Linked DNA regions of Homo sapiens: all the other regions are linked to region 1. Evidence: chromatin contacts called from ENCODE Hi-C data. All regions are on one chromosome and are shown on one strand. Each heading gives the region's core, a stretch centred on a gene start or an enhancer-like site at or near the end of the contact. The rest is flanking DNA. Distances are from core to core; before and after follow the strand shown. Region 1 holds the start of ZPBP2 (zona pellucida binding protein 2). Region 2 has its middle 17 kb from the start of CCR7. Region 3 has its middle 38 kb from the start of CCR7.

Evidence for each region. Hi-C counts contacts between places; a loop is a spot of excess contacts on that map. Pooled maps may share reads with other maps.
Region 2: a loop to region 1 is called in a map with no recorded cell type, with 13 times the contacts of the local background. The contact joins the enhancer-like site here to the promoter of ZPBP2 in region 1. A Hi-C loop is called at or near these places in 3 of 37 single-sample maps with no recorded cell type and 5 of 50 pooled maps.
Region 3: a loop to region 1 is called in a map with no recorded cell type, with 16 times the contacts of the local background. The contact joins the enhancer-like site here to the promoter of ZPBP2 in region 1. A Hi-C loop is called at or near these places in 3 of 37 single-sample maps with no recorded cell type and 5 of 50 pooled maps.

What each region holds. Positions count from the first base shown.
Region 1 is chr17:39,866,346-39,869,451 of GRCh38, forward strand. ZPBP2 (zona pellucida binding protein 2) reads left to right here and starts at 1,857. Exons shown (of 8, transcript NM_199321.3): 1 at 1,857-2,061; 2 at 2,204-2,269. The coding sequence starts at 2,010. RefSeq lists enhancers at 677-896, 1,137-1,216 and a silencer at 911-1,126.
Region 2 is chr17:40,581,206-40,584,389 of GRCh38, forward strand. No RefSeq gene overlaps it. Among named protein-coding and RNA genes, the nearest start is that of CCR7, 17 kb to the left of the region's middle. RefSeq lists enhancers at 1,019-1,158, 1,179-1,428 and a silencer at 1,187-1,332. Within about 2 kb of position 1,251, at least 11 of the 41 ENCODE cell types and tissues checked have a DNase peak (open chromatin) inside an H3K27ac peak, as active enhancers do.
Region 3 is chr17:40,601,421-40,604,863 of GRCh38, forward strand. No RefSeq gene overlaps it. Among named protein-coding and RNA genes, the nearest start is that of CCR7, 38 kb to the left of the region's middle. RefSeq lists an enhancer at 1,317-1,576. Within about 2 kb of position 1,516, at least 5 of the 41 ENCODE cell types and tissues checked have a DNase peak (open chromatin) inside an H3K27ac peak, as active enhancers do.

The sequences.
Region 1 (3,106 bases), core at 607-3,106:
TGATATGATGTGATGAGAATGTCATTTTATCTCTGTAATCTTCCTCCTAAGAATCCATAATTCTAGTCTAATATGGAGAAAGACACCAAATTCCAGTAGAGAGGCATTCTACAAAATACCTCACCAATTAAAGCCAGGTCAAGACCTTCAAACACAAGAAAAGTCTGACACAGCCAAGGGGAATCTAAGGAGATACGATGACTATAGGTAATGTGGGATCCCGCATGAGATCCTGGAGCAAAAAAACAAACGAGGTAGGGAGGACATTGAGTAAAAAACTAAGGAAATCTGAATAAAGTTTGGACTTCAGTTAATAGTAATATATCAATATCCGTTCATTAATTGTAAGAAATGTACCATACCAATGTAAGATGTCAATAATAGGGAAAATCGGGAGGGAGTATGTAAAAACTCTCTGTACTGTTTTTGCAAATTTTCTGCAAATCTAAAACTCTTCTAAAATAAAAAGTTTATATAAAAAGAGTGGATGGGTACTTTTGACAACTATTACTCATTTGGTTAAGTCTCCTCTCATAGGATTTAGTTTATCACACAGGATTTACAACTATCAATTACTTACAGTAACCAAAAAGTCAATAAAACACACTGTGGATATATAATGTACTTTGACTAAAACTGGAATGAAGAACTTGTAGGGAATCAAAGATAATGCCTAAATCTGTCTTCATTATCATCACCTTAAGAAGAGAACAGTTGAGACCAGACCATGTATCCAGACATGGTAACTGAAAATGGGTGGATCTGACTCACTGAGTCACATTTCATGGCTTATGCTATATAGGTAAAATTAACAGTGACTAAAAATGAAATTACTGACAAAGTTTGCTCCTGGACCATATGAGAGAGTCCAAGTACTGACTCGGCTCAAAGGAAATAAAACCGAAAACTCTTGATCTCACCCAAAATAACCATTCTGCACCCTGTCTGAACCTTGGGCTCTCTCTACTAACCAGCCTACTCAAAACCACTACTGAGAGTGGTGTCCCGCTGCTAAGAAACAGACAACACACAGGGCCTTTCGGGCCACCAAACTAGTAGCCAAGAAGGAACCATCAAAGACGCGGGCATGATCCCCTTTGGAGCTCCCCGATCTTGACTAGTCATCCATCCCTACAGAAAAGGCCAATCGGGCTCCATCCCTACAGAAAAGGCCAATGGGCCTTACAATTGGGCCCATTTTTAAAGCAAGGTCACTTCATCAACCTAGATACGTTTGCACTGGGGGAGGTCTCTCACATCGCCTCATACTTGAAGTGAAAATGAAGATTCAACGTTCCTCTAGAGTGGGAAGGCCCGGAAGCGCCTTCTTGGCTCAGTAGTGGCTCTTCTGGGTCTTGGTCTTGCTGGTAAAGAATGCAATTAGGTAAAAATCGCGTGTCAGTTTGAAAGAGATTCGACACCCAGTTTCAGCGTTCATGAGAAGAGAGGCGTAGGAAATCCCCACGCGGGCCTTTCTGCTTCACGTGAGGAGGAAATTGTCACAAGTCTCTGCCTTCCTCAGGTCCCCTTCCTAGGGGATTCCTCATCGCATCCCCTAGCCGCCCTACCCCACCACGGTCCTTGGGACCTCGCGGTGTTCTCTCCTTGATCCCTTCGGCCCCTAGACTGGGGAATCCCCGGAACGCGACACCGTGGCTTCTTTTCCTTTATTCTCTTCCTGCCTTCCGCTCCGCTCAGAGAGCAAGGGGCCAGGAGCGCGGGAAAATGGCGCCGGACGCGAGGCGCGAAAAGTTCGCATGCCTGCTGCCGCGTGGGCGCCAGAGGATCTGGCGATCGCCTGCAGCGCCGTCGCCCCGCCCCCGCGCGCGAGAATCGAAGCACGCACGCGTTCTCCTGCGCGTCCGCTCCCGCCGTTGCGACGGACGGGTAGGGGAGGCGACCCCGGCGTTCTGCTCCGCACTGTGGAGGAGGTGGGGAGGTGTTGGGCCAGGGCTGAGGTAGGAGGGAGTCTGTCCCTCGACGCCTCCTGCGACGCCAGCCCCTGAGCGATGATGCGAACGTGCGTCCTACTCTCCGCGGTGCTCTGGTGCCTCACAGGAGGTGGGGCTCCCTCCACCCGGTCCCCAGGCCTCTCCCTCTGCCCGAGCTTCCCGGTCCTGCCTCCTTCGCCTCGCCCTGCCCTGCCCGACTCTGAACCCTGCTCCTCTTCTAACTAAAAGTCAGTGTTTTATTTCCTCCGCAGTCCAATGCCCGCGTTTTACCTTATTCAATAAGAAGGGCTTCATTTATGGCAAGACAGGACAGCCAGGTAATAAGGGCCTCTGCACACGCGGGCCCATTGGAGGGGCCGGAACTGCGAAGCTCTTCCCGGAAGAGCTTCCTGGAGAGAAGGGGAACGAGCCAGCGTTTATTGAGCATCTATTATACTAAGCATCTGCTTGGCAGTTCACGACGGTCGCATTTTTTCATCCTTACAGCGATCCCTATTGTGTCGCCTTGCTTTAAAGCCTTACAGCTCACAAAGGGCTGGGATTTATTCCAGATCTCTCTCTCAGATGCCATCTCACTTCCAGGTGTCTCTGCTGCTTTGCAACGCGGGAAACCCACGCAAAGGAGTGATTTCCAAGGCCTTCTGTTTGGAATATCTTTAATCCTCCCCTTATTAACTGGAAAAACTCCCACGCATCCTTCAGGGCTCAGCTCAAATGTCCTTTATCTCTGCAGTGAAACTTTCCCAAGGAAAATTAGTTACACAGCTAATTTTAGATAAATTGAGCCAGTTGATAGAATTTGTCATGTTTAGACTCCTTCTGTGTTTGAGTTCTCTCCCCGACCCCCAACCAAATTGTAGGACGTTGTCTTTATGAGCCTGGCATTCAGTAGGCTTTAAAATTAATATCTTTCTGGGTTGCAGTGATTCCAAGCATACCATCGTTCTGTCCACCAAACCAGAAACAAGAAGTAATCACACATCTTCCTAATATGCCCAGATAGGCTTAATTATTGTTCCCAATGGAGAAAATTTACAGTTAAACATCAGGTTTCCCTTAGGGTGATCATGATCATCTATCTTTCTTTCTTTCTTTCCTTCCTTCCTTCTTTTTTTTTTTTTTTTTTTTTGACAGTCTCACTCTGTCACCCAGGC
Region 2 (3,184 bases), core at 1-2,500, 710 kb after region 1:
GGCTTGAAGGCCCATCAACCTAGTCCTGGGCCTTGAGGAGCTTGACAAGCAATGGAAAATAGCATGGGCATCCACATCTCCAAGCACATCCTTATACCTCATCTCATTTAGCCCTCGGGCTGCCCTGTGTGGCAGGTTTCCATTCTATGATTGAGGAAGCTGAGACTTGAAAGGAAAGTGACTTGATATTTGACTCTAAGCTAAGGGGCTTTTCCCACTATGCCAGGCTGCCTTTACTGATGTTGGGCATGGTCGGAAGAGCTCAGACCACGGCTGCCCCCTCTCTTCCTGGGAAAGACACCCTCAGACAGGTCTTTACATCCCATCCTGTTTTACGAAGGTTTCTGAGAATGAGCAGGGAGAAGGACCTACAAGTAACCTTTATAGTCATTCAGTCCAACCACCTCACTGATGACTTGGTTACCCAGAGGATAAAGAAAAGCTTAGCTTACCAGAAACTCCAGCCCCTGTTATTATGAAAAAGAACAGGACAAGTCTTGAGACCCCTAGAGGAGGCCTCTGATCTGGAGAGAATCGACAGAGGAGCCAGACCCAGAGTCCCCTGGAGGGAGCCAGGTCTGCAGAAGCTCAGAAACTCAGTCCTGCCTTTCTTGCATATGGAGTCCATGGTCATAGTAGCAGTGTCCTGGCTCTACCCAGAGTGTCCAATGGCTTCCTGTCCCTCTGGACTTGTCATTTAGTGGGCAAAGTCCAAGATCACACCTCTCACTCCTGCCCCCACCTCTTGCCCCTGTTTTATCTCACTTGGGAATAATCTGTTCCCATGTGAAGCCAACGAAAATGAGCCTCCACCAGTGTGGGGTAACCCAACAGGCAGATTTGGTATGGACACAGGGCCCCAGCCAGATGAAGACATCCCAAAGTTGAGAAGAGTTCAGTAATCAGAAAATCTAAAAAGATGCTCTTTTAATTTCAGCACACATGTACATTTTGTGTTGTCTGGTGAGTATTAGGAATTATATTTGGAGAGAGACTGCAATCTTTATAGGGTTCAGGGCCTTTTAAGGTCTTACTCGGACCTTGGACAACCAAGAGGGAAAGGGCCAACAGGTGTGAGGAAAATAAGTTGTGAGGCTGCAGGGAGGAAGAGGATGGCTCACCAGGATGAAGAAAAGGGAAGGAGAGGAGCTCTCAGTGGTGCAATTGGTTAGCGTGTGGCACTTACATGAAAAGGGAAGGAGGGCTTGGCACAGGCTAGCGGGAAGCCTCAGGTCACCCTGACACCTGTTGCCATGGCCCGGCGGCGGTTTCCTGACTTGTCAGGACGTGTGCACAGAGAGAACAATGGGTTTGCCTTGACAGGAAGATGCTTCCTGTTTTGCTGCATGGGTTCATTGTTGGGCATTAAGAGGGAGGGGTCTATGTGTCTGTGTTTTTCGTGTTGCCAAAAGCTCTCTGAGGGGAGAAGTGGGGGTGAGTGAGGACGGGGGTCTGAGGAAAGGTGAAAGGGAAAGGAAGGGAGCAGTTATTCTTCCAGAATTGCTCAGCCAAACCTCACGCCATTCTAGTTTCAGCCAACCAGAGAGGGTGGGGCTGGCCCTGCTGTCCTACTGTCCCCAAGAGCTCTAAGCCCAGAGCTTTTGTGCATGACTGAGGGCTGCCCAGAATCCCTCCTTTTGTTCCCCAGTGAGACCCGGTGGTGACCTTTATCTTGGCAAGGTGGCAAGGGCGACAGGAAACTTGGACTGAAATAACCTCTGTGGTGAAAGCAGGGGTGGGAAATGTTGAGGCTGGTCTCATGGCGAGTGATAAATTAGACATCCAAGATGCCCACTCCCCACCTCCAGCCTGCCCATTGCTGGGCCAACCCTGCACATTCACAACCGAAATTGTACATTTTTAAAATTTATTTTTTATTCTTTTTAAAAAATTTTCCATACGTTATTGGGGTACAGGTGATATTTGGTTACATGAGTAAGTTATTTAGTGGTGATTTGTGAGATCCTGGTGCACCCATCACCCGAGCAGTATACACTGCACCATATTTGTTGTCTTTTATCCCTTGCCCCTTCCTGCTCTTCTCCCCAAGTCCCCGAAGTCCATTGTATCATTCTTATGCCTTTGCGTCCTCATAGCTTAGCTCCCACATGTCAGTGAGAACATACAATGTTTGGTTTTCCATTCCTGAGTTACTTCACCTAGAATAATAGTCTCCAATCTCATCCAGGTCATTGCAAATGCTGTTAATTCATCTCTTTATGGCTGAGACTAATCAGATGGAATACTATTCCATTATACATATATATACTACAGTTTCTTTATCCACTCGTTGATTGATGGGCATTTGGATTGGTTCCATGATTTTGCAACTGTGAATTGTGCTGCTATAAACATGTGTGTGCAAGTATCTTTTTCGAATAATGACTTCTTTTCCTCTGGGTATACCCAGTAGTGGGATTGCTGGATCAAATGGTAGTTCTACTTTTAGTTCTTTAAGGAATCTCCACACTGTTTTCCTTAGTGGCGTACTAGTTTACATTCCTACCAGCAGTATAGAAGTGTTCCCTGATCACTGCATCTCTGTCAACATCTACTGTTTTTTGATTCTTTGATTATGGCCATTCTTGCAGGAGTAAGGTGGTATCGCATTGTGGTTTTGATTTGAATTTCCCTGATCATTAGTGATGTTGAGCATTTTTTCATGTTTGTTGGCCATTTGTATATCTTCTTTTGAGAATTGTCTATTCATGTCCTTAGCCCACTTTTTGATGGGATTGTTTGTTTTTTTCTTACTGATTTGAGTTTGTTGTAGATTCTGGATATTAGTCCTTTGTCAGATGTATAGATTGTGAAGATTTTCTCCCACTCTGTGGGTTACCTGTTTACTCTGCTGACTGTTCCTTTTGCCATGCAAAAGCTCTTTAGTTTAATTAGGTCCCAGCTATTTATCTTTGTTTTTATTGCAATTGCTTTTGGGGTTTTGGTCATGAAATCCTTGCCTAAGCCAATGTCTAAAATAGTTTTTCCAATGTTATCTTCTAGGACTTTTACAGTTTCAGGTCTTAGGTTTAAGTCCTTAATCCATCTTGAGTTGATTTTTGTATAAGGTGAGAGATGAGGATCCAATTTCATTCTCCTACATGTGGCTAGCCAATTATCCCAGCACCATTTGTTGAAAAGGGTGTCCTTTCCCCACTTTATGTTTTTGTTTGCTTTGTTGAAG
Region 3 (3,443 bases), core at 266-2,765, 730 kb after region 1:
AGGATATACGTCTAAGTGTTTCAACCCTTTTTCTCTAGGTGGTGGGATTTTAGGGGATTTTGACTTTCTTCTGTTCATTTCTCTGAGTTTTCTCAATTTTCTCCCATGTGTTACAACGAACATGCATTACATTTAGAACATAGAAAAACATTTTCCAGCATCTTGAGTTGATTCTCTAAGTAAATTCCTTGCTCCTTAAATTCTGAAAACTGTAGAGACCAGATCAACGTGTAGGATGTCAGAGGTGGAAAAGCTGTGGGAAGTCCTTTGGGCCAGAGTTTTGCAAAACTGGCTGTGCGTGAGAATCACACGTGGGGCTTTCAGAACTCTGGCTCTGCCCATACCCAGTGGCAATAAATCAAAGTCACCAGGGATGGCTGCAGGCGTCAGAGTGGTTTAAAGCTCCCAGGTGATTCTAATATGCAGCCTAGTTTGAGAACCCTGCTTTTGAGTTGTGCTGTCTAACAGTAGCCACTAGCCACACGTGGCTATTTAAATTATGCAACACTAAATAAAAAATTCAGTTCCTTAGTCAAAGTAGCCACTTTTTTCTTTCTTTTTTTTCTTTTTTTTTTCTTGAGACAGAGTGTCACTCTGTCACTCAGGCTGGAGTGCAATGGTGCGATCTTGGCTCACTGCAACCTCTGTCTCCCGGGTTCAAACAATTCTCCTGCCTCAGCCTCCCAAGTAGCTGGGACTACAGGCACCCGCCACCATGCTCGCAAAGTAGCCACATTTTAAGCACTCAGTAGTCACATGTGTGGTTAGTGGCACTATATTGGGCAGTGCAAGTTAAGATCTACCTCTCACATTTCAGGAGAGGGCTGGGCATGGTGGCTCATGCCTGCAGTCCCATCACTTTGGGAGGCTGAGGCAGGAGGGTTGCTTGAGCACAGGCATTTGAGACCAGCCTGAGCAACATGGTGAGACCCCTATCTCTACAAAAAAAAAAAAAAATTAGTCAGGCATGGTGGCACGCACCTGTAGTCCCAGCTACTTGGTAGGCTAGGGTGAGAGGATCGCTTGAGCTGGGGAGGTCAGGGCCGTAGTGAACCATGATCATGCCGCTTGCGCTTCAGCCTGGGCAACCAAGTGAGATTCTGTTTCAAAAAAATTTTTTTCTTTTTTTTTCAGGAAAGGCTTTTGCAGGTGGGTGCCCTCCTTCTAGCAGGCCTGAGGCTCAGGGAAGGGGCAGGCCTCTGTTCTTGCCTGTTTTAGGGCGGTGGAAAAGACCTCACTCGGCCGTCAGGAGAGTAATCTTGTGCCTAGAAAGTTCTTTCTGCTTTCTCGTGTCTACCCCATCCTCCTCCCTGAGCATGGTGAAGCTCAGTGCAGCATGTTTATTTTCAAAGGCTTGACAGGCCCAGGCCCTTCCTATCTGTTCAGCCTGGTCCAGGCCACCAGGCAAGCTGTTTACAAGGGATCCAAGTGCTCGGTGGAGAGCAGAACAGGCCGAGAGTGTTTTCCACGGCTGCCGAGAAAGATGAGCGAGTGGAGGCAGAATAACAAAAAGCCACTTCAAAAACACACCAGAAAAAGTCACAAAGCAGAGACAATCAGAGGTTTGAGACACACACACCCCCAAAACCCTGACAAGAGAGCGAAAACAAGTCATGAGGGAGCCTCTGATGGTTTCAAGACAGTCGCGGTTGCTGATTGAGAACAGGCCTGTCCCAGCAGTTCTCAGAGGAGTCGGGAGCTGCGGCTGTGGGGGGTCAGAAACTTCACCTGAGTTCTGAGAATTGTGGTGGGACAGTCCCTGAGGGCTCCGTCTCTCTGGGAAGATGGTGGGGGGCGGGTGAGAATGGCAGGCCCATGCTGGCTGGGTGAGAGTGTGAGGCTGTTCCAGCCTAGAGACTGGCCACCGGTCAGGAAGCAGAGTCCCACCTGGCCCCAGGCTTCTGGCACCTACTGCCTGAGAGCGTGAGGCCTCTATGGCCATAGTCCACCTGGGAATTCAAAGGCGTAAGGCCACCTGCATCTAGGAAGCTCCTTCTTTGGGATCTGAGCTGAGGACCCAACAGTGAAGAAGCCAAGCCAGAAGGGAAACGCTGGTGCTCCGCTCCACCTTGCCCCATTTTGCAGTGAAGTCCAGTGAAGAGAGCCCTGGGGGTGGAGCACTGGAGCTCAGGTCCCAGGCACTATCACTCCCTTGCTGTGTGACCTTGGGCAGGTCAGTTTACCCCTTTGGACTTTAGTTTCTTGACCTGCAAATTGGAGGGTTGGTCTAGATGAATGGCTTTCAACCCTGGCTGAATATTGGAATCACCTGGTGAGCTACAAAAATCAACATGATGCCAGTTGTTCTGGGATACACCCTGGGCATCAGCATTTTTAAAAGCTCTTCAGATGATCCCAGGCCAGGTGTGGTGGCTCACGCCTGTAATCCCAGCATTTTGGGAGGCTGAGGCGGGCGGATCATCTGAGGTCAGTTCGAGACCAGCCTGGCCAACATGGTGAAACCCTGTCTCTACTAAAAATACTAAAATTAGCCGGGTTTGGTGGCATATGCCTGTGCACGAGAATCACTTGAACCCAGGAAGCAGAGGTTGCAGTGAGCGGAGACCGTGCCACTGCACTCCAGCCTGGGTGACAGAGTGAGACCCCGTCTCAAAAAACAAAACAAAACAAAAAAAGAACCATTAGTCTGCCTAATGCTTATCAAAATTTAGAGTGCACAGGAGTCTTGTAAAAATTCGAGTGGAATTCAGAAAGTCTAGCATAGAGTCTGAGATTCCACATTTCCAACAAGCTCCCAGGCGATGTCCATGGACCACACCTTGAGTAGCAGCAAGTCTGTGTTGAATGTCCCCTTCCCTTGAACTTGCAAGTTGGATCCAAGCTCCAATCTACTCAGTCTGCTACTGTTCTTGTTTTGGTAGCTGGCTGTAGTTGCCTATTTCTGCCAATCTGCCAATAACATCATTGTTTCTAAGTTCTTTCTTTCCCCCCACCCTCTCTCACAAGAATTGTTTAAATCCTCACTCATCATTTGAATTCTAATGAGATGCTGTGGATTGAATCAAATAGGGATCTTCCCTTCAAGGGCAGTAAATAAGAGACAGAGCCAGGCTGTGATGTGAGTTCAAAATGGGGCAGAGGTCATTTTTAGCTGAGAGGATTGGAAGGGATCTACGTGGCTGATAATAACAGTGTACCACTGTCCAAGTGCTTTGTACTAGTTGTCTCATTTTATCCTCAAAACAACCCTACAGGTAAGCACTGGGAACGTTCCCCAGTTTACACACGAGGAAGCTAAAGCTTAAAGAGAAGCAGAGGTTTTTTGAAGGGGGCATAGCAAGCAAGGTGCAGCGCTGTAGCTTGAACTCAGGTGCCTGTGCTGACTTTTAGTCCACTTAGGGCATGGGTGGTATTTAAGCTGCATGCCTGACTAGACCCAACCAGACCCGATCAGACTCAGCCTTTTAGCACCAAGTCGTTTG